Linked DNA regions of Homo sapiens: all the other regions are linked to region 3. The links are chromatin loops, found by intact Hi-C in ENCODE. Cell type or tissue: IMR-90. All regions are shown on one strand. Links, peaks and the distances in the headings refer to the core of each region. The heading gives the core; the rest is flanking DNA. Region 1 holds the start of LOC102724080 (a long non-coding RNA gene). Region 2 overlaps LOC102724080 (a long non-coding RNA gene). Region 3 has its middle 170 kb from the start of DAPK1. Region 4 has its middle 93 kb from the start of LINC02834. Region 5 overlaps LOC105376126 (a long non-coding RNA gene). Region 6 has its middle 30 kb from the start of LINC02872. Region 7 has its middle 13 kb from the start of LINC02834.

Region 1 (4,624 bases), core at 255-4,254, 910 kb after region 3:
TCTTTTGAGTATATATACCTAGAAGTGGAATTGCTGTTTAACTTTTCGAGAAACCACCAAACCATTTTCCAAACAAAGCTATTTGATAATAGATGTTAGGCATTAATGATGCTTTTATTTTCAATGTGTGTTGACTTGCTGGCCCACACAGCCAGATCTGGCTCTAGTACCTGTCCATTCTTAACTTCCACCTGACTCCCACCCACACTTCATTGAAGTCACACTCGCTGCTTGCCCATTTCTGGCTCTTCAGGCACATGCTCTGCCTGGAACATCCTTCCCAGATATGAACAAAGTCCACACACCTCACTTCTCAGGGCTCTGCTCCCATGTCCCCTCCTCAGAGAGGCTGTCCTACCTTGACCGCCCTATTTAAAGTAAAAGTAATACCCTGTCACTCTCTATCTTAACTTCCTGCTTCTGTTTTCTTTCTAGTACTTATCACCACCCAATCTATTAAATGCCTATTTGCCTTTTTCTGTCTTTCCAGTTGCATGTGAGCTTTAGGAGAGCAGAGACTTTGTCTACGATGTTCACTGCAGTAACCCCTATTCATAGTCTCACACTTAGTAGTTTTTCCATAAATATCACTTGGATGATGGAACGAATGAATACCAGACCAGGGCCCAGTCACTAGTCAAGACTTGGCCTTCTAGAAAGATCCATCTCATCCAGGACTTCTTAGACTCATATGTTCGGTGTATTTGCTGTAGTTGTGATTATGCTACATAGTAATTCCTTCTATGCATCTATTACCTGTAGGCATTAAGCTACACATTTTGTGATAACTTGTTTCTATTTTCTATTTTGAAAAAAATTAAAATTATGAAAAAGTTACGAGAATAGTAGGATGAACACCATACACCCTCTGCCCAGGTTCATCAATGTTAGCAGCTGAATACAGTTGCTTCATCTCCCCCTCTCCCACGCATTCATTATTGTTAGTGTTATATTCTGAGCATCTTGACATTACTCTTGAACTTCTTGCTAAAACATTTGAACACCACTGAAAAGCTGACTTCCTCAGAGTTTCCCATTTTCACACTAAATGTCCTCTGAGACCTAACCAATCTTGAGCGGACCAGTTAAATGGCATCAAAAAAAGTTAACAAACCCAGAAGCAATTTTAAAGGATAAAGTTAAGTTAACTTGGCTGGGCGTGGTGGCTCATGCCTGTAATCCCAGCACTTGGGGACTCTGACGTGGACAGATTACCTGAGATCAGGAGTTTGAGACGAGCCTGGCTAACATGGTGAAACCCCGTTTCTACTAAAAATACAAAAAATTAGCCAGGTTTGGTGGTGCACGCCTGTGATCCCAGCTATTCTAGAGGCTGAGGCAGGAGAATCGCTTGAACCCGGGAGGCAGAGGTTGCAGTGAGCTGAGATCGCGCCATTGCACTCCAGCTTGGGCAACAAGAGCGAAACTCCGTCCCCAAAAAAAAAAAAGTTAAGTTGACTTTTCACCAACCTAAAGTTAACATCATGTATTAGGAGTCAGAGTTAATGGTTCTCTAATTCTGTCTAGGCTTACCCTGTAAAGACACACAGGCAGAGAAAGACAGAGAGAGGGAGAGAGAGAGTTCTGCCCCAAACACATTTTGCCAAAATGAGCGTGTGACATGTTAAAGCATCATTTCACACCTCTATTGTAATTTAACTTTCTACTTACATAGATTTTGCTCTGAGTTCATCCTCATCGCAGCTTTATGGGAAAAATCACCAAATCCCTGTACAAAGAACTGCTGGGATTTTTTTCTTTAACTCTACTGCCATCTAGTGTTGAGAAAAGAGAATTCTGGACTCTGCAAAAAAGAATGTATATTATTTGCTATTTGCTTGTATATCTAGATTCAAACCTGTTTTATTGCAGAATAAATTTGGAAGCTATATCCACCATGATCTTCTTGTTTTATTTTGGATTCAGTAAAATTTCTAAGAAAAAAACTTCAAAAATTAGGCCATATTTCACATTATCCTGAAGGCAAGATGGACAGTAAGGCTTAGTTTTCCCAGCGACCCTTTGGCCCATTTGGCGTCACAAAGGAGTTCCCCTCTTCCTTCCAGCTATTTGTCTGGTTCTTTGGCATGACTTCTTTGTGATGCTTACTGGTCATTGGCTGTTTCCTGTGACTCCTGTGGGAATGTGAGCTCCCGGAAGGCAGAGATTTTGCCTTTTTTTTTTTTCTTTCCTGCTTTGTTCATTGATATATCCGAAATTACTAGAGCAAAGCCTGGAACATACATGACAAGCATTTAATAATTATTTATTCAATAAATAAAGGAATAAATGAAGGAATGTTGGGAATCATTCTAGAAATGGGTGTAAAGGCATACTAGGGGACTTCGAAAAGGTCATGGGGGCCAGGCACGGTGACTCACGCCTGTAATCCTAGCACTTTGGGAGGCCAAGGCAGGAGGATTACCTAAGGTCAGGAGTTCAAGACCAGCCTGGCCAACAAGGTGAGACCCGGTCTCTACTAAAAATACAAAAATTAGCCAGGCATGATGGTGCACACCTGTAATCCCAGCTACTCAGGATGCTGATGTAGGAGAATCACTTGAACCTGGGAGGCAGATGTTGCAGTGAGCCAAGATCATGCCACTGCAGTCCAGCCTAAACGACAGAGCAAGACTCCGTCTCAAAAAAAAAAAAAAAAAAGAATTAAAAGATAAAAATACCAGCCTGGCCAACATGGTGAAACCCCATCTCTACTAAAAATACAAAAATTAGCCAGGTGTGGTGGTGTGTGCCTGTAATCCCAGCTTCTCGGGAGGCTGAGGCACAAGAATCATTTGTGCCCAGGAGGTGGAGATTGCAGTGAGCCAAGATCGTGCCACTGCATTCCAGCCTGGCCGACAGAGCCAGACTCTGTCTTAAATAAATAAATAAATAAATAAATAAATAAATAAATAAATAATATAAACTTTATTTCCCAACATAAGCTTCATCAAGTTCAAGATACTTTTCTAAGTGATGATACCAACCATTTTGTCCATCCCTAAAGAACTGAGGGTCCTGGGAATTTAACCATGTTCATGTTGTCTTTTCTATGTTATTAACTGAGGAAAAATGGGTGATCTTTAAAGATTTTTTTAAGAATAGAAAACAGAAAGAAGTCAGATGGAGCCAAATCAGGACTGGAGGATAGGCACCTAATGATGTCTCATCAAAACTCTTGCAAGATTGACCTTGTTTGCTGAGAGGAATGAGCAGCAGCATTGTCATGGTAGAGAAAGACTCTCTGGTGAAGCTCTTCCAGGAGTTTTTCTGCTAAAACTTTTGCTAGCTTTCTCAAAATGCTCTCATAATAGTCAGATGTTATTGTCCAGAACATCAACAAGCAAAATGCCTTGAGCATCCCAAAAAACTGTTGCCATAACCTCAGCTCTTGACCCATCGTCTTTTGCTTTGACTGCACCACGTTCACCTCTTGGTAGCCATTGCTTTGATTGTGCCTTGTCTTCAGGACCATACTGGTAAAGCCATGTTTCATCTCCCGTTACTAGTCTGAAGAAATGCTTCAGGATCTTGATCCTATGTATTTAAAATTTCCACGGAAAGCTCGGCTTTTGTCCACAGCTGACCCAGGCACAACTGTTTTGGTACCCATTGAGCGGGAAGCTTGTTCAACTTTAATTTTTTAGTCAGAATTGTGTAAACTGAACCAGTTGAAATGTCGAGAATGTTGGCTATTGTTTGTGCTGTTAATTTTCAGTCCTAATAATGATGTTCCTTTGTCTATGATGATGGCTATTGTTTGTATTGTTGATTAGGGTATGAACAAGAAAATTTTTTCCTTGCAAATTGATGTGGATAGTCTGCTGCTGCAGGCTTCATCTTCAACAATGTTGTCCTTTCTTTTCCTTTTCCTTTTAAGAGACAGGGTCTCACTCTGTCACCCATGTCGGAGTGCAGTAGCACCATTGTAACTCTCTGCAGGCTCAAACTCCTGGGCTTAAGCAATCCTCCTGCCTCAGCCTCCCAAGTAGCTCAGACTGTAGGCATGCACCACCGCACCCAGGTAAATGTTCTATTTTTTGTAGAGAAAGGGTCTCACTTTGTTGCCTAAGCTGGTCTCAAACTCTTGGCCTCAAGCAATCATCCTTGGCCTCTCAAAGTGCTGGGATTATAAGCGTGAGCCACCTCACACGGCCCTGTCCTTTCCTAAAACAAGTTATTCATTTGTAAAATTATCACTTGAAGAATTTTCTCCATAAACTTTTTGTAAAGCATCAGTGATGTTACCATTCTTCCACCCAAGCTTCACCACAAATGTGATGTCTGTTCTTGCTTGAATTTTAGCAGAATCCATGTTTCTCTTATAAGGACTCTTTTCAAACGGATGCATTATCCTCCTTAGTGCCTCAAACTAGACCCTGTTCAGATATATTATAATAAATTAGTACAAGTTTATTTGCTGTAAAAAAAGAATTTTAAATCCATGCACAGTTTTTTCACAATACATATTTTTCATGGACTTTTTGAAGACCCCCTTATATTTGCGGTGTTAGTTTCGCTTTGTGACTGACATCTTTTCTTGTGGGCACAGCACATTTTCATTCACAGGCTACTCCCTGACCTTTGACTCATGATTCCCTCTGGGGAGATGAGCACTATCAGT
Region 2 (4,624 bases), core at 369-4,368, 890 kb after region 3:
CATTATCTGATCCCTCATTCCAGGCTCTCTACCTCAGTTCTTCCATCGCTAACCACGACAGCCTTAACCTTGGGCTTTCCCCACTCTACTCACCAGACTTACTCGACTTCCCCAAATCCTCAAAACTCAACTTTTCCCATCTTATCTTGGCATGGAGGGGCTTGAGAGGCACCAATAAATGGTAACCAGTTCCCTTCTTGATCTCTGAACAGAGTGCAAAATAAGAGTAAAGCAAATGGAATCACAAACTATCACCTTTTTAAAGGATAAAGCTGACTTTCCAAAATTCTTATACTTAGTATCTTTTCTGAATACAGTAGCCAGAGGCATTCCTAATGATGTTTTCACTGTAGCTATACTTTAAGAATAGCCAAAAGTTAGTCTCACTCACACAGCGTGTCACGTAAGTGATTAGTGATTGAGTATTGGACCAAGCATACTGATCTGGAATAAGCATAGGGCAGATTCTGACCTGGTAGAGAATGTCTCTCTCTCCTTTCAAAAAAGGCCTAAAAGTGACAGTAAAAAAGAACCAACGAGAACAAGATCAAAATGGAGTTTATTTACTTATAACCCAGATTGACTCTGAAAATGTTAACGTATTATTGGAGCTGGGCATTTACCAAAACCTGTCATAGGAAAAAAGGAAGTAACTTAAATCTCAAATAACACAAATCCTTTTTCTTTCTTCATAAGAGTGGAAAAGGGAATTGCTGATTGGTCCTGAATTTCTCTTTCTTCTCTAAAACACTTTCAGGCAAATGAGAATGGTCTTGACTGTTATGCAGAGGACCAGGATCCTGGGTCAAAAGAGCTTCTTTTCAGCCACAGGTATTATTTCACATTCTAGCTGGAGAGAGAAGGCATAAACAAAAACAAAAAGAAATGGAAAGACATAAATACCTGTTGAAGAAATGGAAGCGACATCACAAGACCAAGAGCTACTGTCAAAATAATTGAATACCATGCCGGGGGCGGTGGCTCACGCCTGTAATCCCAGCACTTTGGGAAGCCGAGGCGGGTGGATCACGAGGTCAGGAGTTCGAGAGCAGCCTAGCCAACATGGTGAAACCCCCGTCTCTAAAAATACAAAAATTAGCTGGGCACAGTGATGTGTGCCTGTAGTCCCAGCTACTTGGGAGGCTGAGGCAGGAGAATCGCTTAAACCCAGGAAGCGGATGTTGCAGTCAGCCAAGATCGCACCACTGCACTCCAGCCTGGCGACAGAGTGAGATTCATTCTCAAATTTTAAAAAAATTAAAAAAACAAAAGAATTGAATTTAAAAAAAGTTAGCAAAGATGGGCTGATAATATTGCTAAAGCATCTGTTTCAATGAAAAAAGGTAAGTGAAGACAAAGAAAAGAACCCCACCTAAGCTATGAGCTGGTAGCTAGAAACACGGGGAGAATCCAATGGTGAAAAGACAAGTAAAATGTTACATAAAACAACAGTTGTTAAAGGGGGTGGAGTGGTGAGACAGGAGTGCTGCCTCCTTTGCTCGGCCCATGGCCCTGTCGCTAAGGAAAAATAACTCCGTGGGAGTGAGTCAGATGAGATAGAACAGGAGGGGTCCTATCTCTGCTAAGTCAGCTAGAGAGACAGTGCGGGACAGACTTTGGAGTCTCGTGGAGTGGAAACCAGTGAGTCAGGGAGGAAGAACTCATCCCAGCTCCCACTCTGCAGCCACATCAAAGTTGCAGGGATTAGCGAACATGCCCACCCGGTTGCGCAAGCTATCCTGAATACCGAGAATCTAATCCACCTGATGAGTTTACTCAGCCAGCTTTTTGTGGACTTGGTACAAAATGCTCAAATGACTTTTAGTTAAAGGAAGCAAAATGGAAGAACAGTCCTCACACAGCAACCTCATCAAAGTTCTTCAATGTAATAAAGCAACTCTGTAACTCTGCTAATACCCTAACATAAAGCCATGATTGCCAAAACAAACAAACAAACAAACAAACAAACAAATTGTAGCCCCTGACTCCCTCTCTCTGGGTGAAATAGTCTTGATTATGCAGATTGTTTGAAATTCAGTCCATCCAAGTAGTTGCAATTCCAGAAATCAAAGAATAGGTACACTGCTCCCTCTACTGGCTTTGCAACTGCAGGTACAGATGAATTTAAACCAGAAAGCAGCCTTTTAGTCTTCATTTAGCTTTCTAGCATTTTCGCTAGAAAGTCTCTAATGACCAAAAAATAGAAGGGTGGTGCAAGTCTCTTAAAGTAAATCTTAAGTAAAGATTTATGGTAATTGTTAACAACAGATCACATTAAAGAGCAAAAAAAAAAAATGCTTAAAACCTTAAATTCTGTTCATGTGATAATTCTTGAAAGTATTGAAATTTTCTGAGGTTGACTACCATAGAGAGTCAAGAATTAAATATAGGGAAAAAAAGAATTAAATATAGGAAACTAAGAAATAAAAACCCTGTTAGATGTTTCAAATAATGTTTCTGATGCATTTCCTAGCATCTCTTCTCTCAGTATTTGAAGAACTTTTGCCACTCTGTTCTTCAGTTACTGAATTGTACAAACTCATAGTGTCCCTATAAGTCCTTTTTCCCTGAACTCTCTGAAAAAGACTATAGATGCATAGATTTTTAAGTAAAAATGAAAACTGTGGCATTCTCTGATTCTCAAAAACTAATAGGAATAATGGCCAAATGATACCAGCAATTGAACTCCTCTTAAAAGGAGCAAGCTGGCTCATGCCTGTAATCCTAGCACTTTGGGAGGCCGAGGCGGGCGGATTGCCTGAGCTCAGGAGTTCGAGACTAGCCTGGGCAACAAGGCGAAACCCCGTCTCTAGTAAAATACAAAAGAAATTAGCTGGGCGTGGTGGCATGCACCTGTAATCCCAGCTACTCAGGAGGCTGAGGCATGAGAATGGCTTGAACCCGGGAGGCGGAGGTTGCAGTGAGCCGAGATCGCACCACTGCACTCCAGCATGGGTGACGGAGAAAGACTGTGTCTCTACAAAAAAAAAAAAAAAAAAGAAAGAAAGAAAGAAAGCAGCAAACTGTGACTCAGATGACCTACCAGCTCTGTTTCCCCCTTATCGATTACCTAGCAAATGGTCCAAAGCTGATGCTCCAGAATATATGTCCTCTCTTGCAAAGCTCCAATTCCATACCTAACTGATTTATTCAACCAAATGCATTCATCTGATCATTTGATAAATATTTTCTGAGCACCTACAATGTGTAAGGCAGTGTTGTAGGTGCTGTGGATACAGAAGTAGACAGATGACCTCACTGAAAAGTCAGAAGCTAGCTTGGTGAGTTCCCATTTATTTTCTTTACATATCAATGAGTTTGTACACTTCCACATATACTAAGGTCAAATTGCAAATCCATGAAGTCTTCCTTGACTAACTTGGGCCATGGGTTTCACATCAACTGATCTTCTGAAATACCCTGTCATGAAGCCACTACACATTTTCTGTCTAGAGTTGTTACTCATATCTGTTATTGCCTTGAATTAGTATTTAAAGATTTGACTGCCATCTGACTTTTCACATATGTTTGGTTTTCTCCTCAACTACATTAGAAATTATTTGAAGTAAGAAATACATGGCCTGACATAGAATGATATGAAAAGTCCTAAAAAGGTATAAAAAATAAATCATACTTAACAACTTAACTTTCCTGAAAAGAATAATATTACATTAAATACGGTCCATCAGCAAAGTTTTATATACTATAAAATTTAATTGGTTTTAATCCAAACTAGATTACTTTATTAATTATAAATTAATTAATATTAATTGTTATCCCCAGTGCAACTTCTAAGAAAATAATTCAAAATATATAGCAAAAGAATGGCAAGAGAATTAAGAGATTTTTTTAAACAGCCTTAGAGGTATAGTCAAAATTGTATATTAAAAAATTTCTAACACAAAAAGGCAATAATGGAGAAATAGTGGAAAAAAAGGACATAAAACATATAGAAAAAAATTTAAACGAAAAGCATAAATCCTACCTTGTTAGTAATTACATTACATGTAAATGCATTAAACACTACAATCAAAATACAGTTATTGACAGAATGGGTTTTGCTTTGTTTGTTTGTTTTGTGAGACAAAGTCTCACTCTGTCGCCCAGGCTGGAGTGTAGTGGCACAATCTTGGCTCACTGCAACCTCCGTCTCCCGGGTTCAAGCGAGTCCCCTGCCTCAGCTTCCCAAGTGGCTGGGACTACAGGCGCCCATCACCACATCTGGCTAATTTTTGTATTTTTAGTAGAGATGGAGTTTCACCATGTTGGCCAGGCTGTTGTCTAACTCCTGGCCCCAAGTGACCAGGCCACCTCGGCCTCCCAAAATGCTGGGATTACAGACATGAGCACCATGCCCCACCAACAGAATGGATTTTTAAAAAAAACAGATCCAACTCTATTGTGTCTACAAGAGACACACTTTAGATTAAAGATACAAAGAGGTTAAAAGTAAGAAGATACCACCCAACAGTAACCAAAAGAGGGCCAGAGACCCATATTAATAGAAGACAAGATAGACTTTAAGACAAAGAAGATTTTTATGATGATAAAAGACCTAACAATTATAAACATATAAGCATCTAATACCAGAGTCCCAAAATCCATGAAGCAAAAACTTGCAGGA
Region 3 (4,624 bases), core at 289-4,288:
TCTTTCTCCTCCTCCTCCTCCTCCCCTTCTTCTTCCTTCTTCTTTGAGTCTTTTGTTAGTCCTTCTTCCTCCTCCTCCCCCTCCTTCTTCCCCTCCTCATCCTTCTTCTTCCTCTTGTTGAGACAGGATCTTGCTCCATCACCCAGACTGGAGTGCAGTGGTGCAGTCATGGCTCACTGCAGCCTATGTCTCCCAGGCTCAAGCGATTCTCCTTTCCAGCCTCCCAGGTAGCTGGGACTATAGGCATGCACTACCATACCTGGTTAATTTTTTCTATTCTTTGTAGAGGCAGGTTGTCACTATGTTGTCCAGGCTGGTCTCTGTCTCCTGGGCTCAAATGATCCTCCTACCTCGACTTCCCAAAGTGCTGGGATTACAGGTGCCAGCTACCATACCCAGCCAGTCCTTTCTTCCTTCCTCCCTTCTTTTATATTTTAATGTCCAAATTGAGGTATAACTAACATGGTAAAAAAAAAATACCCTTTTTAGGCACATCGTTCTGTGAATTTTGGAAAACACATATGCTCATGTAACCACCCCCAAAATCAAGTCATAGACATTCTCATCATCCCAAGGGGTCATTGTGCCTTTTCCTCTACCTAGTATCTGGCAACCAATGATCCATTCTCCTTCCCTGGAGGTTTGCTTTTTGGAGACTGTCACATGAATGGAATCCTATAGGACGTAGCGTTTTGAGTGGCCTTCTTTCACTTAGCATGAGATTCATTCATGTTGTTGCACATGTTAGCAATGTGTTTGTTTATGGCCGAGGAGCATTCCATTGCATGAATGTATAATAGTTTGTTTCTGCATTTACCAGTGGATGGATAGTTGTATTATTTCAAGTTTTTGATGATTATTAATAAAGCCACTGTAAATATTTATCTGCAGGTATCTGTGTGGACATATGTGTTTTCATGATCTTGGGTGAATACCTAGGAGTGAGATTGCTGGGTCATAAGTGAATGTTTAACTTTATAAGAGAAAGCTTTCCCAAAAACCCTGTGCCATTTTGCATTTCCATCAGCAATGCACAGGTTTTCCAGTTGCTATTATTATTTTTTTTTTTTGAGACAGAATTTTGCTCTGTCACCCAGGCTGGAGTGCAGTAGCACAATCTCGGCTCACTGCAACCTCTGCCTCCTGGGTTCAAGTGATTCTCCTGCCTCAGCCTTCTAAGTAGCTAGGATTATGGGCACCCACACCACGACTGGCTAAGTTTTGTATTTTTAGTAGTGATGGGGTTTCACCATGTTGGCCAGGCTGATCTCGAACTCCTGACCTCAAGTGATCCACCCGTCTTAGCCTCCCAAAGTGCTGGGATGACAGGCGTGAGCTACCATGCCCGGCCTTAAGTTACCCATTCTAATAGAGGTGTGGTGGTCTTTTTATGCATTTCGCTAATGACTAATGAGGTAGAGCATGCTTTCATGGGTTTATTTGCTATCTCTTTATCTTCTTTGGAATGTTTTCTTGTAAATAATATTTCATTTTCACTAACCATATGCTTATGAATACATATAACTTATTCCAACTCTACAAGTGAATGTTCATATACCATTCAAGTTTTTTATTTCCAATCATTATTGAAGATGAATAATAGTGTAGTTGTTAGGCACAGGAAGAAGGTTCAAGTTGCAGCTCAGCAACTTCCTAGCTGTGTACTCTAGACAAGTTGTTTGAAGCTCTGTGACTCTTTCCTCATCTGTAAAGTGAGGATGATAAGAGCATCTACTAGAAAGAGTTTTTGTGAGGACAAAGTGAAATGCCTCATGTGAGGTTTGTAAACAGTGCCTGACACATATGTAGTAAATGTTGCATAAGTGTTAGCTATCATCGTGATCTTTATTTTCATCTTCATCAACATCATCATCATTATCATCATCATCATCATCCGTGATTGAATTCAACAAAATGTATATGTATATTTTTACATATATAAATGTATATGTTCAACTAACATACATTTAGACAATTCACTCCTTTTAATCTAGTTACTGTAAAGAGACGTCACTTAACATAGGGGCCTCCAATTTCATGTTGCTGATTTCAAGGGCCCAGACGAACCTTTAAAACATTCTTTGGATTAAACAAGCATATAAGCTACTTGCTCCTCACAAACATCTTTAGGTGAATACACATCATTTTAATTAGGTAGAAATATGTCTTTGAGTTTTGTTGGGGACAGCTCAGTATTAAATTTCTGATAGGAAATTATGATGTTGTACGATTGTAATAGGATTTGAATTTGTGGACTAAATCTTTGCGCAAATAGATTTATACACAAACAATTTAATTTAATTCCATTAAATAATTAACTAATGATGTTGGTGACTATGGTGAACAGGACCTCTAAATGGGAGGATGTGGATATGTAATTACTCATTTTGTCCACTGAGAGGAGCCATTTCCATAGCAAAGATGGAACAAAGGTGAAAGGGAGATTGTGCTCACGACCCAATATTAACCTTAGTGTATAAAGTTACTTGTGCAGATGCCTGAAATCACTACGGTCCTACAATACTCAAATAAACCATGTTTTAAAAGTCAATACAATTAGCTGCAGTGATTTAAAACAAAAATCTGTTGAGTTTGGGTGGCAGTACATCTTCCCAGGGAGAGGTAAAGGGTAAAGATCATTTTTTTTCCTCTGTATCTCCTTCAGAAATACCCAGCACCAAATAAAAGTTAGTTGCAGGTAGCAATAGCAATAGAAATGTTTGCTGAGGGTTTGCTGTGTACTAAGTGTGTTGTAAACATTGGCTTATTTAATCCTCACACTGATTCTATAATGTTGGGAATAGTTGCCATCATTCCCATTTCACAGATTGGAAATGGAGGCACAGAGTGGTAAGTCAACCACCTGAGGTCACGGAGCTGGTAAGAAACAGGCAGTCTGGCTCTAAAACCCACGCTTCACTATGCTGTCTTTCAACTGTAAAGTCTGCAAGCCTTGGCTGAATGAGTGAATGAATGAATGATGGAGAAAGTGAGAGGATGAGACAGTGCAGACAGCTCGTCCAGGCCATGAAATCAGAAGTGTTTTCCCTTGAGACTCAGAGAGAAAAGTCAAAGTGGAAAAGTGGGCCCTCTGAACAGTTGCATGAACACAGCACAAATGTCAAAAGAGAACAGATAAGGAGGAACTTGTTTTGAATATATCTTAATATTGGAAATGATGTCAACAGTCCTTGGGGATAATGATCTTGGGGATAGTAAGAGAAGGTTTTGGCCTAGATGAAGTGAATATGGGGATGAGAAATGCAGTTTCCAGCTGGGCACTGTGGCTCACGCCTGTAATCCCAGTACTTTGGGAGGCTGAGGTGGGCGGATCACAGGGTCAAGGGATTGAGACCATCCTGGCCAACATGGCGAAACCCCATCTCTACTAAAAATACAAAAATTAGCTGGGTGTGGTGGCACACACCTGTAGTCCCAGCTACTCAGGAGGCTGAGACAGGAGAATCGCTTGAACCCGGGAGGCAGAGGTTGGGGTGAGCCGAGATCGCGCCATTGCACTCCAGCCTGGCGACGAGTGAGACTCGTCTCAAAAAAAAAAAAAAAAAAAAAGAAATGCAGTTTTCGTGAAAAATATGCTGTGTGGTACAAAACTGAACTGTGTTATGGTTTTATCTTTCCATATTTTATTAACATTTCAAAACTTGCCTCATCTTTCTTGACTGTCTTTAAAAGGTTTTTTGTTCCCCTTCTGCATTCCCCTCCCTCCTTTTTTAAAAAATTTTTTGCAGCTGTTTTCAAGCACTCTGGCTTTGTCATATTTTCTTGGCTTTGGTGACACGTGAACCCCAATTTGCCTGGTGATAAAAAAGGTCTCACAAAGAAATCCAAAAAGTTAAAAAAAAAGAAAGCTAGGACAATTTTTCCCACCTTAAAATGATTCTGCCACATTATATTCAACACAGAAAATATCAAAGATGAAAAAGTAAAGTGAATTATTTATAACTCAAAAGAGAGAGAAAATTTCTCTTTTTAGAGACTCTTCTGAGAAAGAATATCTAACATTCGGGGTGAGAGGTGCTTGTGGCCCTTGGAGAATCTTATGACCCATAGCTATGTTCACATTCAGATTTTTTTATTGGCTTAAAAAAAAGTATTTAGAAAAACTAACTTATGGAGACTGCTTGCTTTGCCAAGAGAAATGAGAGAACCCTATTTTATTACCCTTGTGAGTCATCTATTTTCTTGGTTCTGCAAAAAAAATTGTTATGAAACTCATCAAATATTACTTAGGAATAAAACCAGTGTTTGTGATTCATCTATAAAACAAATTAATTCACACAATTCAGTATAATCTTGACATCACGGTGCTGCAAAACAAGGCGTTGTCATTGAAAATCTGCCTGTTTTCAGGTATCAGTTGTTTATGCAGAAGCCTTTCTGGACCCTCTCTTGAGCTTTGTTTCAGCTCAGAATAAGAAACTCAGGCCGGGCACAGTGGCTCATACCTGTAATCCCAGTGTTTTGGGAGGCTGAGGTGGGCAGATCACTTGAGGTCAGGAGTTCAAGACCAGCCTGTCCAACATGGTGAAACCCTGTCTTTACTAAAAATACTAAAATTAGCCAGGCGTGATGGCACGCACCTGTGGTTCCAGGTACTCAGGAG
Region 4 (4,624 bases), core at 438-4,437, 710 kb after region 3:
AAGATCTCTCTCTGTCGCCCAGGCTGGAGTGTAGTGGCTCACTACAGCCTCGGCCTCCCAAACTCAAGCGAGCCCCCCGCCTCAGCCTCCTGAGTAGCTGGGACTACAGGCACACACCTTCACATGCAACTAATTTTGTTTTTTTTTTTTTTGTAGAGATGGGGTTTCGCCATGTTGCCCAGGCTGGTCTTGAACTCCCAGGCCCAAGCGATCCTCCTGCCTCGGCCTCCCAAAGTGCTTTACAAAGGGATTACAGGCGTGAGCCACCACGCCTGGGCCATTATTAAGCTGAATTCATAACTAAGCACTTAATCTTTCCACGTTCAATGCAATTACAGTTTCATGTGACCACAGAGCTGGTGGAACCTAGGACTACACACAGCACTCACATACACAGGCACACACACATGCTCACATAGACACATACAACTAGAGAGTTCTCGAATTCTCACTGAGCTGATGCACAGAGCAGGAGACAGAGAAATCAGTCCATGAATCCAAGTATGAAAATCCAGAAAGTAACATTTAAAGGAAAACAGAAGAAAATACACATTTCAAGAAAGGCTTAAGCCTTTCTGGAAAGAGGAGAGAGATGCATTTTTTAGAGTGCTGAGCAGCTGCAAATACTTGTCTATCTTGAATCAGCCAACCATGATTCTTACAATCAGCCCCAACATGTAGTGCAGAGAGAGCAGGGTTTGTCATGAAGATCTTCAAAGACCTTCAATGCAGAGGACTTTGGTAACAGCGTCAGTTCCCTATCTTCCTAGTAAACAGCACTCCCATCCACCAAGTGTCCAAGCCAGAAACCTAGGAGATGTTCTCAACTCGTCCATTCCTTCATTCCCTTCTCTCACTCAGTCACCATGTTCTCATACCTCCTTAATCTCTCCTAAAGGTATCAATTTGTGGGCACTCCCCTTGCTACTGTTAGAGTTCAGTGCAATTCTCTCTCAGTTAGACCTGTTACAAAAGCCTCCTCACTGGTCCTTTTCACTTTGACTTTACCCATTCCAGCGTGTGTTCCTTATTCTACATTCAATGTGTTTTCTGAAACACAAATCTGAGATTTACAACATAATGGTTAAGAACTCGGGCTCCAGGTCAGAATGCCTGGGTTCAATTCCACACACCACCACTTACCAGCTCTGTGACTTTGATCAAGTTACTTCTTGTTATATGCTGAGTTGCGACTGCATTTGGAGATGGGGTCTTTAAAGAGGTAGTTAAGTTAAAATGAAGTCATTAGTGTAGACCTTAATCCAATCTGACTGGTGTCTTTATGAGAAGAGGAGGTCAGGGCACAAACAGGTGCAGGGGAAAGACCACGTGAAGACATAAGAAAAAGACAGCCATCTGCAATCCAAGGGCAGAGACCAGGAGAAACCAGCTCTGCCGTCACCTTGATCTTGGACTTCTGGCCTCCAGAATTGTTAGAAAATAATTTTTTGGGACAGGCGCAGCGGCTCACGCCTGAATCCTAACACTTTGAGAGGCCAAGGCGGGCAGATCACTTGAAGTCAGGAGTTCAAAACCAGCCTGGCCAACATGGTGAAACCCTGTCTCTACTAAAAATACAAAAAATTAGCCAGGCATGGTGGCAGATGCCTGTAATCCCAGCGACTCGGGAGGCTGAGGTAGGAGAATCACTTGAACCTGGGAGGTGGAAGTTGCAGCAAGCCGAGGTCATGCCACTACACTCCAGCCTGAGCGACAGAGCAAGACTCTGTCTCAAAAAATAATAATAAATAATAATAATAATAATTTTTTTGTTGCTTAAGCCACCCAGTCTGTAGTACTTTATTCTGGCAGCCTCAGCAAGCTAATAGACTCTACTCTCTAAAGCCCATCTTTGCATGGCAAAATGGAAATAATAATAGTATCTCTCTCAGAGAATTGTTGGGAGAATCAACTGCAATACTGTGTATGTTACACCTAGAACATTGTCTAACACATAAGTCATACAAAGGAGCAATGAAAAAGATAGTGATGATGACGATGCTACCTCCTTACCTAAAATTCTTCATTGGCTCCACATTGCCCAAAAAAAGAAAGTCCAAACTTATTAGCACGCTCCACGGCACTAAATGACCCAGACAGTGCATGCCCCTCAGCTCACCTCTTGCATGTGCTACAGCCATTCCAAACTGCTTAGAGTTTCCAGAGCACCTGCTGTCCCATTGTCCCAGGCTTTCTGATGCCTCCCTTTCTTCCTAACAGCCTTTTCCTACAGCATTGCTTACTCTCATCTTCAGAACAACTGCTCAGCTAGGATGTCATCTCCTCAAGGATCTCTCTGTGCTCACTTCTGCCCCCTGCTGAAATAAGAGCCCACAACACCCTGTCATTAATTTTATTTTACCACCTATCACTCTGTATGATAGTTGCATATGTCCTATCAGACTTTTCCAAAGGACCTTCTATTCCTTCAGCGATTACGCCTGATTCATTATTGAATCCCCAGTGTAGATCCTAACATGTGCCATGAACTAACTCATGAAATATTTGTGGAAGGAATGAATGATTCTGACCCTATGTCATCAGCCATGCTTTCAGTGGGGGCCTTGCCTGCTCGTTCCCACAGCACACTCAATGAGAATCTCACAAGGCATGACAATGCATGCTCAGGTGCCAGAATTCAGGACTAAGTCTCTGGTAGATAACTGTGTGTTTCAAAATCATTGCAAGAGGATACAAAGGAATGTATTATATTTGACAGGAAAAACCCTGGTGTGCAAACAATACATCTATGTAAGCTGCAAAAGAATGATTGTAAGCTTTTTTGAAAAAGAGGATGAGATGTGTTCAGTAACTCTGAGGAATTTGTTATTTACAAGCACGTTGCTGGTATTTTGGCCATCAGGCATTTCTCTCAAATGAAATGCCAAGAATGTGCCTGAGAACAACAGATGCCTTTCATTTGGAGGCCCAGCTCTGCTCCTGACAGAAAGTGTGTCCCCATAAGGTACACCCTGCTTGCCCCAAACATGCTGGCCCAGAAGGCATTACCCGTCCCCCCCTCTCATTTCCTCCGTGCTAGCAGTACCAGCCCCTGTGAGGAAGACTCAGAGGTCAGTCGACACCCAGCCATTCCCCCACATACATGCTGACTAAACTATCCTGAGTAAACCAGTCGAGGCCTTATAGCCCCCCAAAACATTTGCATGATGATGTTACTTTTTAAATTCAGTATCAGCCTGGGTGTGGTAGCTCATGCCTGTAATCCCAGCACTTTGGGAGGACGAGGTGGGAGGATCACTTGAGGTCAGGAGCTCGAGACCAGCCTGACCAACATGGCAAAACCCTGTCTTTACTAAAAATACAAAAATTAGCTGGGCGTGGTGGTGCATGCCTGTAATCCCACCTACTCGGGAGGCTGAGGCAGGAGAATCATTTGAACCTGGAAGACAGAGGTTGCAGTGAGCCAAGATTGCACCACTGCACTCCAGCCTGGGTTACAGAGTAAGACTCTGTGTCTAAATAAATAAATAAATAAATTCAGCATCAGGAATTTTGAACTGACGGGCTTTCTCTCACTGATATGTTTCCATTTATGTCTTAATTGCCAAGACTTTGAGACTCGCATTGAATATCTAATCACAATGACTATGTTAGCCGATGCCTTAGGTCTGTTTCCTTCCTCACTTCTGTATGATATTGAATTGTCCAGTTTTACTCTAATTATGCTGGCAGAGGGCATGGGTCTGGGCTCTGAAGTCAGACTACCTAGGTTTGGATCCCGGCTCTGCCCCTCATCAGCCGTGTAAACTTGGGGAAGCTAATTAACCTTTCTGTGCCTCAGTCTCCTTATCTGTAAAATGGGGACAGTTAAATGAGTTAATACACATAAACAGAAAACACAGATATGAAGATATAGAAACGTATGTAAAAAATAGAACAGTGACTGGTACAAAGTCATTGCTACGGCAGAATTTTTTATATGTAGTTATTAATATAAGTTGCTTGAATATCTTTGGGAAGCAGTTTAAGTATAAATTATAAATATATGATAATATTAGTAAAACATATTTGCTTTAGGAATGTATAGCTTGTAATTTTTCTGATTGGTACAGAGTCATTGCTACAACAGAATTTTTTTATATATAGTTATTAATATAAATTGCTTCAAATATCTTTGGGAAGCAGTTTGAGTATAAATTGTAAATATATGATATTAGTAAAACATATTTGCTCTAGGAATGCTTAGCCTGTAATTTTTCTTTTTGATAACACAATTGACAGAACAAATTTGATTCAGGACCTCATGGTGTATGCACACACACATACACACACACACAAACACACACGCTGTATTTACCTTGAAAACAAAACTACAGCAATATTCTAATCCTAAATGTGAGTTTTTTGTATTTGGAATTCTGTGATTTGAATTGCTGCAAAATCTATGTCTACTGGACCACTGCCACTTCTTACATTTTACTGTGTTTGAATAATTTGGGTCTCAAAGGAGAATCATGGTTTAAAAAGCCAAATAAAGAGAATAATGTGTTAATAAGCTTATCTTTATTGGAGGGGTAGCCCTTTAAACTAAACATGAGCTCAGACATCAGACCGTGCTGGCAAAAGGTCACAGATCCTGATGTCTATTTTAAAAACTACTTTC
Region 5 (4,624 bases), core at 424-4,423, 54 kb after region 3:
GCACTCCAGCCCTGGAAACAGAGCGAGACTCTGTCTCAGTTTAAAATAAATAAATAAACAATGTATTAGGAACTTCAGTGTCACTTGAAGGTTGATTAGAAATGAAAATAATCTCCGATGACTTAGGTACTTCCTAGCGATGAAAACTTCCGTAATTAGTCAACTAATTGACTAATTACAGGGTCTGTTGTTTCCTTCTTTGCATTCATAAGTTCTCATCATTTTGCTCCCACTGATTTGCATTTGAGTTCAAACAAGATAATTTCTGAACTCCTATTGCAAATTGCTAAATGCTGTCTAAATATCTACTAGAGATGATTAGAATGATGGTTAATAAGTGCTATATTTCACATCAGGTTAAAATTTCTTCCAAGATATCTTTCTTTTATCTGCATGTATAGAATTTAGATCTTAGCATGAATGGGGATGAATTTATATCCATCTGTCATCTGAGATACTCTATGTGAACAAGGACCACTGTTGATCTGGCTGACCATATAAAATATCAGATAACAAAACCTTGAAAACTCATATTGGGAGTGTATGCTTTTGTCTAGTGCTTCTGGTCCTTTTAAGCAGCCAACAAATTTGCATTGAGACCTTGCTGACTGTGGGTATCGGTGATTTTTGTCCATTGACGATTTTATCTTTAGTTGCTACTTCTTTGGTTTCAAAGAACTACATGTGACAAAAAGTGGCAATGTCTTAGGAAGTGGTTAAGCTGAGTTTATAAAAAAGGAATTGAAAATATGTAAACATTTAAGCAATTTGAATTGATTAGGAACTTGGATGGGGGTAGTGCTTCAGTTTAATATAACTCAAGAGTTCTAGATAAATCATAATTCTTTAGATGAAGGCTAGTTTGTTCTGGATTCCTGCTGAGATAAAATGATCATAAATTTACAAGTAAAGAATAATGTAAATACCTTAATGTCAAAGTATTGCTTTACAGTTCATACAATACTTCTCAGTAAGTTGTATCCTGAGAGATCTTGTTTCTGCTACATACCAGCTGATGACCTTAGCAATGACCATCAGGCTGTGGACCTTAATTTCCCCCACCCCGGTAGGGTAAGAGGCGTGGTCTGGGCTCATCCTTCCAGCAAAGCTCTGTCTAGCTAAAAAAATCTACAACCCTGGTAACTTCCACTTTTATTCTCTCTGCTTTGTAGATTAGAAATCAGAGGAGGTGTGAGTCTCTCATGATTGGATAGACTGATTTAATTACAATTCTTAGAAAAATATTAATGCCTTTCTTCCTCCATTCCCTGTGTTTTGGGCTCCTGCTGTGAGTCGGGCCTTCTCTAGTGCTGAAGACACGGAGTGAAGAAGGTGGCCTCTGCCCTGGCCTTCTCCTGGGCTCTGGGGTGAGCCGCTGTCCTGGATTGCTCTGGACCGAGGGGCTTCCTGCCCAAACTGGGAGAGCCCCGGGCAAACTGGGATAAGTAGGTCACTCTAAGTGGGAGATACTGAGCATAAATGAGTATTTTTTTTTTAAAGTGAACAGTTTCAGACAATGACCAGTGTTCTGTGGGAAACCCTCAGGATAATGCAGTGCTGAGCATTTTGGGGTGGGGGTGGTGTTGGTGAGCTAACAAGGCCTCTGAGGAGACCACGGATACGCTCCAGGGAAGAGGGATAAGGTGGATGGAGACCTGGTGAGAAATAGAATGTTTGAGAAATAGATCAGTGACCAGGATGAACCCTGTGAGCAAAATCGTATGTTCTGGAGGGAGGGAGAGGTAAGGGCGTTGTGGGTCTTAGTAAGGACCCCATACAATAACAATAGCTACTGTTACCTTCTGGCACTTCACTTACTTCATTACAACCAATTCATAATCACCCATTTTACAGATAAGAATACTGAGACATAGAGGCTTTAATGAATCGTATCTAACGTCATGCAGCTTGCAGATGGTGAAACCGAGACTTCAACCCTGATGTTTTGGTGCAGAACCCACAGTTGTCCTTAACTGCACTCACCTGAGGGGAAGCCCCTTGGCCACCGCAAAGCTGTCCCTATCCCTCCAAACTCTTCATCCCCACCGCACTCACAATCACTCAGGAATAAAGACCAGCTTTGTCATTTGCAGTCGCAGTTTTCACCAAGCCAGTAACGGCACTGGGGGAGGCCTCTGCTGCTTTTGTGGCTTGGTTCCAGTGCTGAATGGGGGTAGTTATAGGATGGCTTAGAAATAGTCACTCTGCGTGTAATCAGGTCACTTCACTGCAAAAACATTTTTGTTTCCGCTTCCTTCCTTTTCTGGATCTTATCCAGGGAACAGTGTCTCTGACCTTCTAAGCCACAAAGGCCAGAGATAATGGGGCACAGCAGGTTGATGTCGTGAAAGGAGGGGAGAGTCCGTGGTCAGGATGAGTGTGTGGGCACACACACACACACACACGCGTGGGGAGACAGTCACTACCCAGGGTGTACGTCATAACGTATGCTTAGAAAAATACTGCTAAGAAATACACAGAAACTTTCCTAGTGTCGAATTCTCTTTTGTGTGTCTGAGATCTCCCTTCGGGCTCAGAGTAGAGTGGAGGAGACGGGCATTCACTCTGGGCAAGTACAAAGAAAAGCACGTGAAATTCCTCCCCTTCTTGTCCTCATCCTCATCCTTGCAGCTCACATCCAGCGCCGGCCTGGGCTTCTGTGGTCTGTGTTGACTCTGATTGCCTTGCCAGATGTATCGGCAGTGTTGAGACTGGATTGGTTTACAATTTCTTTCAAATCTGCTTAAGAATGAGAGAGACCTTTTTCTATAGGGGAAACATAATGTGTTCTACTTGATTAGGGCTGGAGGTAAAAAATAAAAGCTATATGGAAAATTCAAAGGATTTAGGTTTTTATTCTAAATTTTAAAACTTACCCATAAGAGATTCGATGGAAAATAATGAGCCCTAAAAAAATATTTTCCAGAATCAATCATGATTTTTTCATGCACATAATGTTGGTTTAAGGCTTGGGAATCAAGAGAAAAATGCAGAAGGAATGTCATATGTTTTGCTTTACAACTTTCTCTCCTATTGTTTGCGTTTCACACTTTCACACTCAAATCTCTCTTCCATTATTCTTTGACTTTTATAAATCTACTGAACATAAATTCTGTTTAATTATAGCATGGTTCACGTGTACTAGAGAGTTATGTTAATAATGAAAATGCTGTTGATTAGTAATCAAAGACAGATTTCGTAAACAGAGAAAAGGAGGCGAGGAAAGGTTTGGGGTTCAGGAAGGAAAGCCTAACTTCCTTCCTCACCATTCTCCCACAGCTGCAAGGTTTTCCAGGTTACTGTGGCCAGGTCGCAGCCCTGTCTATGCAGTGATGTGGGTGTTGTGCTCTCTCTTTTTTCTGGTAACAATTTTCCCTCCCTCCGTGGCCCCTGTGGACACTGATGTTTGTGTCTCAGTTGGCCCTGGGGTGTGGTGGTGCTGCTGTGAGGAGCACTGGTCACAGCTGGCCTGCATCCTCAGCAGGTCCCCAGGGGGACTTTAGGCAAACCACTTAACCTCTCTGAGCCTCAGTGTTCTTACAAAAAGAAGATGCAGTAACAGCCCCAAAGGGTGGTTAGAATTATTTTAAATATCTCATGTAAAATGCCCAGTGTACATCAGGTGTCCTGCCATCAGAGGGACTCAATGATTTTGATTATTATTATAATTTTAAATCTTGACTGTTGATACGAAGTGAGAAACAAATGAAGTCAAGGCCCCAGGGCACTGCGTTTGAGGCTGTCGGGGCTTGATGTGGTTCCAGGTGTGGCAGGAGTGCTGGGGATGAGCGGGTACCAGGCTCCAGCCTGCCCTCCCCTTGCCCCATCTTGGCACTGTGACGGCTGGCAGCTGGGTTCCCAATCAGGCACTGAGAGGCCATGTGTTCCTTTGTCATAGGGCATGTCCACCTCTGGTGTGTGTTTAGCCCCAGGCAAATCTTGAACTAAGTCTCAGTGTCCCGGGAAAAAGAGCACTGGACTCAGAAGTAGAAGAAATGGGGCCGAGTGTGGTGGCTCACGCCTGCAATCCCAGCACTTTGGTAGGCCGAGGCAGGTGGATCACCTGAGGTAGGAGTTCGAGACCAGCCTGACAAACATGGTGAAATCCTGTCTCTACGAAAAATACTAAAATTAGCCCGGCGTGGTGGCACATGCCTGTAGTCCCAGCTACTCGGGCCCCTGAGGCAGGAGAATCGCTTGAACACGGGAGGTGGAGGTTAGAGTGAGCCGAGATAGCACCACTGCACTCCAGCCTGGGTGACAGAGTAAGACTCTGTCTCACAACAAAACAAAACAAAACAAAAGATATAGAAGAAATGGGCCCTAGTCCCATTCACAAGTCACCTTGGGTGAGCCGTTTCAGAGCATGGGTTCCTCTGATAGAAAGTTTACATTTTCATATACGTCTTGTGGTTTCTGAAGGGAAGTTAAATGAGAGAATATGTATGTGAAAATACTTTGCCTACTCAAATAATAATATCAGTGATCATAGAGGTTTTTGTTTTTTTTTCTCCCCAGGGCTCAGTATTCCCCTACTATCTGCTTACTGCCTTTCCAGATCCTCCCTTAAAATGCTTTGCTCAAACCTGTTACATCTTCAAGTTTTTTCAGCTTTCTTGTCGCA
Region 6 (4,624 bases), core at 208-4,207, 210 kb after region 3:
GAAATGCAGATTCTGATGCATGAGGTCTGGGATGGGGCCTGAGAGTCTGGATTTCTACCAAGATCCTGGGGGACACTGACATGGCTGATCCACAGCCCACTCTGCTGAGTATCAAGGCTTGAGATTAAGTGCCTAGCTTCAGACTACATTAGTCAGTGGTTACTCTAGTGGCCATAATAAATACCAATTAATTTTAGATGGTTCAGAGCCATGCAACTTCAAGCAAGTTTTTAAAACCCCCTGAGTTGCGTTTTCCTCACCTATTCACCCTTTTGAATAGTTGAGGGGATAGCACGGTCTTCATACTGATCTTTTTTTCACAAAGGAAGAGCAGGGTATGAAAAAATATCGAATCAGGAGCCCCTGGGTGACCTAGCCATGTGACCAGAGGAGATACTTTGGACCTCAGTTTGTTTTTCTGAAGTGAGATGTTGGCCTTGGCCACCTTTCAGATTCCTTCTGGCTGGAACTGTTTACCATCCAGAACATAATATTCTTAGTTTAAAGAAATGTAGTGACGTGCGGTCGTGCTGTCTTTCTGTTTGCAGCATATCAATAGTCCATTTAATGCCAAGTTCTTGACCAGGAACACAGACCCATAATTATGCATAATTTCTGTGGGAAAAATTGTTCAGCTTTCTTGCTCCACTTGATGACATATTTTTCCAAGAACAAAGGGGAGGGAGGAGAGTGATGGCAGCTGTAGATTCGTAACCTTCTGATGAGTGGGAGTCTTCAGGTTTTACCCTTCTTTTGTTCTGTCACCCAAGCGGAGCTCTCTAACTCTTGGATGTAACCCCATGAGATCACCACAGGTCCCTTAATCACAAATTATTCTGAGAACAATCTGTAGTCACTGCATACTCACGTTGGCCACAGTACATGTAAGTGTTTGGCTACCTCATAAGGTAAAGAATCTCAATACTACCCTGTTTTCTCGAAAAAGGAAATTTGGACATGTAGGGTGCCCTCCTGCTTCTTCATAGAGAATCATCCAAGAACAACTCATGCCCCTCTCAGGGAAGTGCTCTCTGGGATCTTCCCTAATGACAATTTCTTTTTTTAAGACAGAGTCTTGCTCTTTTGCCCAAGCTGGAGTGAAGTGGCATGATCTCGGCTCACTGCAACCTCCACCCCCAGGTTCAAGTGATTCTCCTGCCTCAGCCTCCCGAGTAGCTGGGATTATAGGTGCATGCCACCAAGCCCGGCTAATTTTTGTATTTTTAGTAGAGATGGGGTTTCACCATGTTGGCCAGGCTGGTCTCAAACTCCTGACCTCAGGTGATCCACCCGCCTTAGCCTCCCAAAGTGCTGGGATTACAGGCATGAGCCACTACACCCGGCCCCTAATGACATTTTGCATATGTATGACAGATGCCATCTTGACAAACTACATTTCCTTCCATCGCATGTGTCCTCACAGTAACCCCGAGAATCTGGTCTCCTCCCCTCCTTCTACAGAGGAAGAGTGAGGGCTCCGTGTGGCGAGGGGTCTGCTTGCGGTGCTGCCCAGAGCGTGGAGGGGCCGGCCAGGGCTGCACTTCAGGCCTCCTTGTTTCCTGTCCTGCGTTTCCTTCATTCCACCAAGGCCATGATTCTGACATCCTGCGAATGCCCTGTGAAGATGTCCTCATGAAATATATGCTCCTTGCTAAGTCTGTTTACTTCTGACTCTGTGGAAAGATTTTAGAGATGTTAGTAACTTTTTTTCTTTTCTAAAGTCCCTATGGAGAAGTGATTGTATCTGTAGTGCTGCCTTTCTAGGCCCTGGAAGGAATCCAAAGCTGTCACTGTGTTTTCCATCTGGCCCATTATCAAGAATCTCTGCTGCTTACTATAGCCTGGAGGCTGTCCTGCAAAACCCTGTACAGGGCTGCCAGCAGGTTGGCAGAGCAGGAAGGGCCAACACTGCACAGCTTCGCAATAGAGAGAAAGGATAGGTGGGCACGCAGGTGCACCCCGCTCTAAGACAGGGGCAGGGGCCCCCAAGGAGACTGATTCTCATCCACAAATAACTACCTGCTGGTTTACTCTTTGCTACCTGTAAATTGTAAACAGCTCAAGTAAATACAGTTCAACTTATAAAAAATTAATTTGACTTTTCTAAAATAGTCATAGGTCAAAGGTTTTATTTTTATTCATATTTGTTTATTTATTTGAGACAGAGTCTTCCTCTATTGCCCAGGCTGGAATGCAGTGGTACGATCCCTGGAACCTCGACCTCCCAGGTTCAAGTGGATCCTCCCACCTCAGCCTCCCAAGTATCTGGGACTACAGGCATGTGCCACCACACCAGGCTAATTTTTGTATTTTTTGTAGAGATGGGGTTTTTCCATGTTGCCCAGGCTGGTCTTGAACTCCTGGGCTCAAGTGATCCTCCCACTTCTGCCTCCCAAAGTGCTGGGATTGATTACAGGAATGATTCACCGTGCCTGGCCAGTCACAGGTTTTAAAAGCAACACTAAAATGGGACATCTGTATTTCCAAAAGAAGACTAATGGTAAGTGAGTCTTTGCATTAGAGTTTTATCTGTCCCATCTCCCCATGGGTTCCTGGCACCTCAAACACCTCATCAAGAAAAGTGAGATAACAGAAGTCACATCTTTGCAGAAAGTTCAGAAAATCTATATTTATAAAAGGGTTTGCAATAGAGGCTGCTGCTCATGTGTTTCTTCATAAATAGCTAATAGAAGTGAAGTGTTAGAAGGGAATTAATGGCAGGGTCTAGTTATACTGAGGACAACTCAGCCACTGTTACCCCAATTTTTAAAAGCACTTGTAGCCCCCATAGTCATTCCAAATTTAACTCAATCAAAGTGGAAAATAAGAGGAGCTGGCATTGTCTGGGCATTAATATTGGATGAGCCTTAGTTTGAATCAACTTTCATGTATTAATCACATCCCTGATAATTCAAGAGGACACTCGTTTTTTTTCCCCTCCCTCCCATACCCATGCCAGGCGCAGTGGCTCACACCTGTAATACCAGTACTTTGGGAGGCTGTGGCGGGTGGATTACTTGAGGTCAGGAGTTGGAGACCAGCCTGGCCAACATGGTGAGACCCCATCTCTACTAAAAATACAAAAAAAAAAAAAAACAAAAAACACCAAAAAAACCCGGCATGGGGGTGCATGCCTGTTATCCCAGCTGCTCTGCAGGCTGAGGCAGGAGAATTGCTTGAACCATGAGGTAGTGGTTGCAGTGAGCTGAGATTGCGCCATTGCACTCCAGCCTGGGTGACAGAGTGAGACTCCGTCTCAAATAATAAAATAAAATAAAATAAAATAAAATAAAATAAAATAAAATAAAATAAAATAAAATAAAACACATGGGAAGAACTTGTTGTTTAAGGATTCTTGTAGCTGATCCCAGAACTTTGGAGCTGGAGGGGAAGCTAGTAATGACACAGTACCTTTCACAAATGAGGAAACCCCAGATCCAGGGCCATGGACTGATGTGCACTGTGCTCAGGTGCTGGGCAAGGCAGAGCTGAGTCTCCCAGGTGCTGGATCCCTCTTAGCTGCCTCCTCTCCTCAACTCTGCCCTGCCCTGAAATAGACCTTGTGTTCAGAATCTGTGTGCACAAAAACAAGCCCCTAAAGAGAGCACTCTGGGACTTGAACAACTCCAAATTCAGTCGTCTGAGTGACAAGGCAGTTCCCTTCTAAATGTCTCTTCCACTGGGCACAAGGCACCTGTGTTGGTTTCCTGTGGCTACCGTAAGAAAGTATCATAAACTGAGTGACTTAAAACAACAGAAATTTATTTTCTCGCAACTGGAAATGCTCGAAGTCCAAAATCAGGATATCAGCCAGGATGTACACCTTCCAAGGGCTCTAGGGAAGAAAATTTCCTTGCCCCTTGCCGCTGTTGGAGGTTCCAGCCACTCCTTGGCTTGTGGCTGCATCAATCCAATCCAAGGCCCGTGTGGTTACATGGCCTTTCTCTCTGTACCCTGTGTCATCGCCTCCTCTTTCTCTGATAATGACACTTGTCCTTGGAACTAGGGCTTACCGCAGTTATCCCAAGATGATTTTCTCTTCTTAAGATCCTTAACTTAAAAACATCAGCAAAGATCCTTTTTCCAGGTAAGGTCACCTTCACAGGTTCTAGGCATTAGGATATGGAAATACCTTTCTGAGAATCATCATTCAACCCACCACAAGCACGCATGTAAATAAACTCTCAGAAACGCCCTAAATCCTCAATGTGGGTATAGCAAGCTCTAGATTTGCATTTGCCAAGGTGTGTTTCTTACACACCCAGATTTGAAGAGCTGTTTTTCAACTGTGTTTCATGGTAAAATAAGTTTGATAATTTGGTAATTTTGGTAAACAAAGTTAAATAGTAAGCAAAAGTTTTTGCGTTGTTTTGTTTTCTTTGTTTAGGTGCAGGATTCCTCAGAACCTTTAAGAAGCTAACAGGCAACATGGCTCTTCAGAAATGGGATATGGTGCGTGGTATTTCCCATGTGCGAATGTTTTGGAATTACATGTTTTGCCTGGGTTTCCCAGAAAGGAGGGCTTGAAACAAGGCTTAAGTGCAAGCTTTCCATTGGCTACTGTGGTCCAGGGAGCCTGAGAGAAGGCCAGGGATTGGGCCAGCAGAGGGAGAGCCAGTGCTAA
Region 7 (4,624 bases), core at 347-4,346, 600 kb after region 3:
GTGCTAAGTGTGCTCATTACTACTGGGCCATATTTACCTTCCATTTTAAAAACCTTAAGTATATAGTAGGTCTTGAGATATTAGCTAGTAATAGTAATACATGTAGATAACCTATAAATATAAACATATTAGGAACATGTGTCCCATTTTTTTTTTCACCCAAGCATAATGGAAAAAAAAATGCTTGGCAACTACTGCTCTAGAATACTGTCATTAATGGGACTCCACGCTAACAAATCCTGCCCTCTGTGAGTCCCAGGATCTCATATTCCTGAGACAGACAATCTATTGCTCCAGAGCTGGGCATCCACTCCTCAGCCAGGATGGTAAGACCTGGCTCCTGCAGGTCACCTCGTGCAGTCAGGGGCAGGGGCAGCTGCCGAGAGGGAGTTATTGCTGTGAAGTGAGCACTTCCTTCAAGAGATGCCACTGCAGAGTGATAGGAGGGGATGTGGTCAGGGAGGAGGGGGAGGAGGAAGCAAGAGATGGGGGGTGGGTGGAGTGAGTTAACTCTGACTTCAAGCTAGGGGACCTCTCAGATTCCTCCCTGTACCACATATTGGTTCTGTTCTCATCTCAGGCACCATCTCCTGTTTACCTGCCCCTTTCACACGGGGCACCAAGGGAGAGAGACTGGGGATTGGTCAGTGCTTCTCAGTTGGGAGAACAACAACAAGAGAACAAGAAACAAGAACAAGACAGCAGAAGAACAAGAGCAAGAGAGCAAGCACTCTTCTACTGCTGGGAAGAGTAGCTTGTATATATGTAAACACATGAACACAGAATGTTACAGAAAATCAAGAGGACTGTTGGGGGCTGAGTCCATCCACTCACACTCCCCCCATCAGCCCCGCACTCATGGGCCTCTCCATAAGCTTTTGTAAATGACCTTATTCATCTTCAAAGCAGGCAGGTCTTGTAGTTGACACGGGTAAATGTTGATCTTCTTTTTCTCCTTTTTTAGAAAATATGCTGAAAAATAAAGTGTCTTACTTTTAAAGAGAACATTCCCAGAAATCCTGTTGCTACTGCTGGCTGCAGAGATGGCAAATCATAATTGGTGACTAATATAGGAGTTTGATCTTTATCCCAAATTTGTTGGGATGTTAGCAGTGATTTGGCAGTGGCTATAGTAAATAATGGGCTGGGTGCGAAAGTTCCGAAAGATTTCATCCTGGGTAGGACAAGACTAGGTTTCACTTGAGAGCAGCCTTCCACCTGGGAAGTGGCCTATTCTTTCTTGACTTTCCTAATAAGAGTGTAAGGTGTCATGATCTGAGATTTTGCCTCAGGTCTGGAAAGATAAGCTCATGAATATTTATCCATCTGGATCTAGACACAGAGTGGCCAAATGGGGTCCCAAACCCACCTTCCATTTTGGTCCTTCAAAACCCTCCATCTGTGAAGCTTGCTTCCCAGCAGCTGGAATTCCAGCAGGGAAGAACCCCTGAGGCATCTACCCCAGTCCCCAGCCCTCTCCTCCCCTTACCTGAGGCTGTCACAGAACACTCCTCCCCACAGCCTGGCCAGGGGAACAAATGAATTCTGTCCATGAACCCACAAGACTTCAGTCTGGGGTTAAAAGCATAGAAAATCATAGTATCAGCTATCATTGTTGCAGCTCTAATGTTACCCTAGTCAAATCACTGCTGATTAAAACCAGCCCTGTTAATAAACCACAGGCTTTATTTCCCCTCAAATGTCTATAACCACTTTCTTCAACCCCTATTAAAAGGCAAAACCCAAAGAAAAACACAGCTTTGGAGCCCAAGTGCCGCTTATTCCCCAGAGGAGAAAAAAATAAGCATGAAAAAAAAATGGCTCTTTTTTCCTCACCTTTCCCCCACTTAATGGAATCAAACCTTTTAATAACTAAAGGGAGAAATCAATAAAAAGCAGGCGGGTGTTATCAGTGGCCTGTAACGTTAGAGCAGCTTGAAAACAGTCCTCCTCTGCCTCCCAAAACGAATGCATTTGCCAGCAATTCCCTGCGTCTGACTCACATCCTTATTACCTCCTTCTCCTCTTGCTTTCCCCTTAAGGGACTGATTTTTCCTCCCATCTAAGCCAAAAAGAATTTCTTTGGATTAAGAAGACTGATGAAAGCATTTTTAATATTTGAGCTCAGGTCTGCAAGCTCCATAAAACTGACTTCTCCTGTTGCCTGCTTTGTCTCCCCTCACCTGCCTTGTCTGTAGTTTTCTCCTTCATTTGCTCTACAGAAACCAGCCAGGGACCCTCTCCAGAGCGGGGGGCGGTGGGGGTGGGGGGGGGGGTCTCTGGCCCCCTGGCAGCTTCCCCTGCAGGACTGGCTGCAGACTCTGCTCTGCTGGCTCCAGAGGCAGGATGTGACATCTTTCAAAACCCTCAGAAACTGGGGAGAGGGGAACTTATGTGACAACCTTCATGTTGATGCCGTGTGTCTTTCAAGTAAAGACCGGTTTGACAAGTGCTGAGTGGCTCAGAGGGGAACATGTTTCAAGCCTGGAGGGGAAAGTCTTGACAATTCATTCCAGGGAAAACTGGAACCTTCTCCACCCACCCTGCCTTTGACTAAGGAGGTGGAAAGGAAGGGAGACCTGAACATGATGGCCTTTGTTCCTAGTTCTTCCCACATTTGCATCACTGTTACAACACTGCTTTCCCTTGCTCCTCAAATTAATGGTAGCTTTGCCAACATTATCTTAAATTCCTGGAACCTTGAAATTACCACACGTAGACAGTGCTTTGCTGGAGTAACCTTGCCAGGAACTGCTCAATTAAATGGTTTTTGGGAGACAAGGGACCCAGCTTAAAAAAAAAATAGTGGTGATTGGGCCACTCTGCTACTGTTCTGAGCTTGGGTTCTGAGATTTGATCGCCCCATTGGGAAGCTACGCAACACCAGGCAACTCTTTCACCCCAATATCATACCAAAAGTCCCGCTGGCTTCCCGGCAAAGCATCATTTTGAAAGAGTGAAAAAGCATCTGCCATCAAATGCCTCACTCTATGATATTTTCCATCCATTTTCATATCCAGTCAAGTCATCATCCAGAGAATAATTATTTTTGGATGATGGCAATGTACTAAATGACAGATTGATGTGTATCTGTGTGTGTAAGTGTGTATTTTAGGGGACATGATAAATGTCATCTCAAGGTATAATTCCGAGAAAGGACCGGCTGACACAGAACCACCAATCAGTGCAATAAATCACACAAGAAAATCGTTGCTCTAATGGAGAGATGAGCACTTTTGTCTAGATCAGTGGATTTTACGGTGTGAGTCCTCTATTTTTTCCAGTGGTTGTGCTCTAGAAATTTTAATATTTATGACGTTAATGGTTTTTTAAACATGATGCATTGTAGCAACAAAAACAGCCAAAATATCATTTTATTGGTGTTTCTTCAAAAGAGTGGGGAAATTAATATACTTTCTGCCAGGAACTTCTTTTCCATAAATTACAGTATTTATTCTTGATACAGTTCCATGGTGTACATATTATAAACCAAATGAGGTGCAAAGAGACTGTGTCACTTACCCAAGGTTATTTATCATCATCCCCATGACGGTCATTATCATCCCCATATCTACTCTTTATTTAGCACGAACTTTAGGCTAGGAACTCTTTGAGATATATTATAAGCAGAATTTCTAATGCTATCAATAACACTGCAGTGTAGGTATTTTGAGTTTCAGTTCATAAATGACTAAACTGAAGTTCAAAGATTCATCAATTTGTCCCCAGCAACGCAATGAATAAGAGACAGACTGGAGATTCACATTCATGTCAATGACTTCTGAGACTCGTGGTGTGCTGCTTTTAAAATATGTCTACAAATTCTTTGATATTCCTCCCTTCATAAGGTGGACATTAATTTTTCTGCCCTTAAAAGTAGATTGTACTTAGAGGCCCACTTCGAAACTGTGTGACTTCCAAAATTAGGTCAATTTATTGTGACTTCTTGTTTGTTCTCTCTCTCTTACTCTCTCACGTGAGTGTGCATGCAAACCTATGCACTTGGTTTGCTCTTGAGGAAGCCAGCTGCCATGTCATGAAGACACTCAAGAAGCCCTATGGAGACACCAAGTGACGAAGAGCTGAGGCCTCTTGCAACACCCATGGGACAGAGCCATCTTGGAAGGAGACACTCCAGCCCCAATTGAGCCTTCATAGGGCTGCAGCCCCAGCTGACACCTTGTCTGCAACCTCGTGAGAGATTTTGAACCAGAACCACCCGGTTAAGCCACTCCTGAATTCTGATCTGCAGAACTGTGAGATAATAACTGTTGTTTTAATCTGCTAAATTCTGGAGTAATTTGTTATGTAGCAATAGATAACTAATGCACATATTTCCTCAAAAGTAACTCCATTTGCCCATGGAACAAACATGGAGCAGACATGGTTGAACCCAGTTTCCCATGGCACAACTAAAATAAAAGCTTACTTGTTTTCCATTTGCCACACCCCATGTGTGTCCAGTGGTACACAAAATTAAGTGAGACGAAGAAATTAAAGCCCATTTCCAGCCTCCTCCAGACTCAGCACACTAAAAATGTACTTAGTACCCTGAAACTTCATGACTTGTCACCCTGACTCTCCAGAGAATCACGAGGAGCTAAAGTTGACTATCTGCTGTTCG

Evidence for each region. Hi-C counts contacts between places; a loop is a spot of excess contacts. Peaks named below come from ENCODE experiments on the same cell type or tissue, not always from the same donor. Only the 100,000 strongest peaks of a DNase experiment are listed, where the experiment ranks them.
Region 1: a loop joins it to region 3, with 7 times the contacts of the local background. A loop is called at or near these places in 48 of 110 quality-filtered maps.
Region 2: it touches region 3 in a loop (11-fold over the local background); 89 of 110 quality-filtered maps call a loop at or near these places.
Region 4: it touches region 3 in a loop (5-fold over the local background); 24 of 110 quality-filtered maps call a loop at or near these places.
Region 5: a loop joins it to region 3, with 2.1 times the contacts of the local background. A loop is called at or near these places in 2 of 110 quality-filtered maps.
Region 6: a loop joins it to region 3, with 3 times the contacts of the local background. A loop is called at or near these places in 20 of 110 quality-filtered maps.
Region 7: a loop joins it to region 3, with 6 times the contacts of the local background. A loop is called at or near these places in 2 of 110 quality-filtered maps.

The regions. Positions count from the first base shown.
Region 1 is chr9:86,411,618-86,416,241 of GRCh38, reverse strand. It overlaps LOC102724080 (a long non-coding RNA gene), which reads right to left and starts at 2,401. Exons shown (of 2, transcript XR_007061636.1): 1 at 1,672-2,401. In IMR-90, for the core only: a CTCF peak has its summit at 1,780 (motif pointing left); no DNase peak of the experiment used is centred there.
Region 2 is chr9:86,431,614-86,436,237 of GRCh38, reverse strand. The region is part of intron 1 of LOC102724080 (a long non-coding RNA gene); the gene reads right to left. Among named protein-coding and RNA genes, the nearest start is that of TUT7, 80 kb to the right of the region's middle. In IMR-90, for the core only: a CTCF peak has its summit at 2,090 (motif pointing left); DNase peaks (open chromatin) are centred at 1,647 and 2,077; H3K4me3 peaks cover 269 bases; H3K27ac peaks cover 185 bases.
Region 3 is chr9:87,322,589-87,327,212 of GRCh38, reverse strand. No RefSeq gene overlaps it. Among named protein-coding and RNA genes, the nearest start is that of DAPK1, 170 kb to the left of the region's middle. In IMR-90, for the core only: a CTCF peak has its summit at 2,396; a DNase peak (open chromatin) is centred at 2,422; H3K27me3 peaks cover 155 bases.
Region 4 is chr9:86,613,320-86,617,943 of GRCh38, reverse strand. No RefSeq gene overlaps it. Among named protein-coding and RNA genes, the nearest start is that of LINC02834, 93 kb to the left of the region's middle. RefSeq lists an enhancer at 1,963-2,464. In IMR-90, for the core only: a CTCF peak has its summit at 2,300 (motif pointing left); a DNase peak (open chromatin) is centred at 2,583; H3K27ac peaks cover 1,303 bases.
Region 5 is chr9:87,268,323-87,272,946 of GRCh38, reverse strand. The region is part of intron 7 of LOC105376126 (a long non-coding RNA gene); the gene reads left to right. Among named protein-coding and RNA genes, the nearest start is that of LINC02872, 120 kb to the right of the region's middle. In IMR-90, for the core only: no CTCF peak of the experiment used is centred there; a DNase peak (open chromatin) is centred at 2,376; H3K27ac peaks cover 1,177 bases.
Region 6 is chr9:87,116,673-87,121,296 of GRCh38, reverse strand. No RefSeq gene overlaps it. Among named protein-coding and RNA genes, the nearest start is that of LINC02872, 30 kb to the left of the region's middle. In IMR-90, for the core only: no CTCF peak of the experiment used is centred there; a DNase peak (open chromatin) is centred at 1,766; H3K27ac peaks cover 383 bases.
Region 7 is chr9:86,719,373-86,723,996 of GRCh38, reverse strand. No RefSeq gene overlaps it. Among named protein-coding and RNA genes, the nearest start is that of LINC02834, 13 kb to the right of the region's middle. In IMR-90, for the core only: no CTCF peak of the experiment used is centred there; a DNase peak (open chromatin) is centred at 1,996; H3K27ac peaks cover 2,263 bases.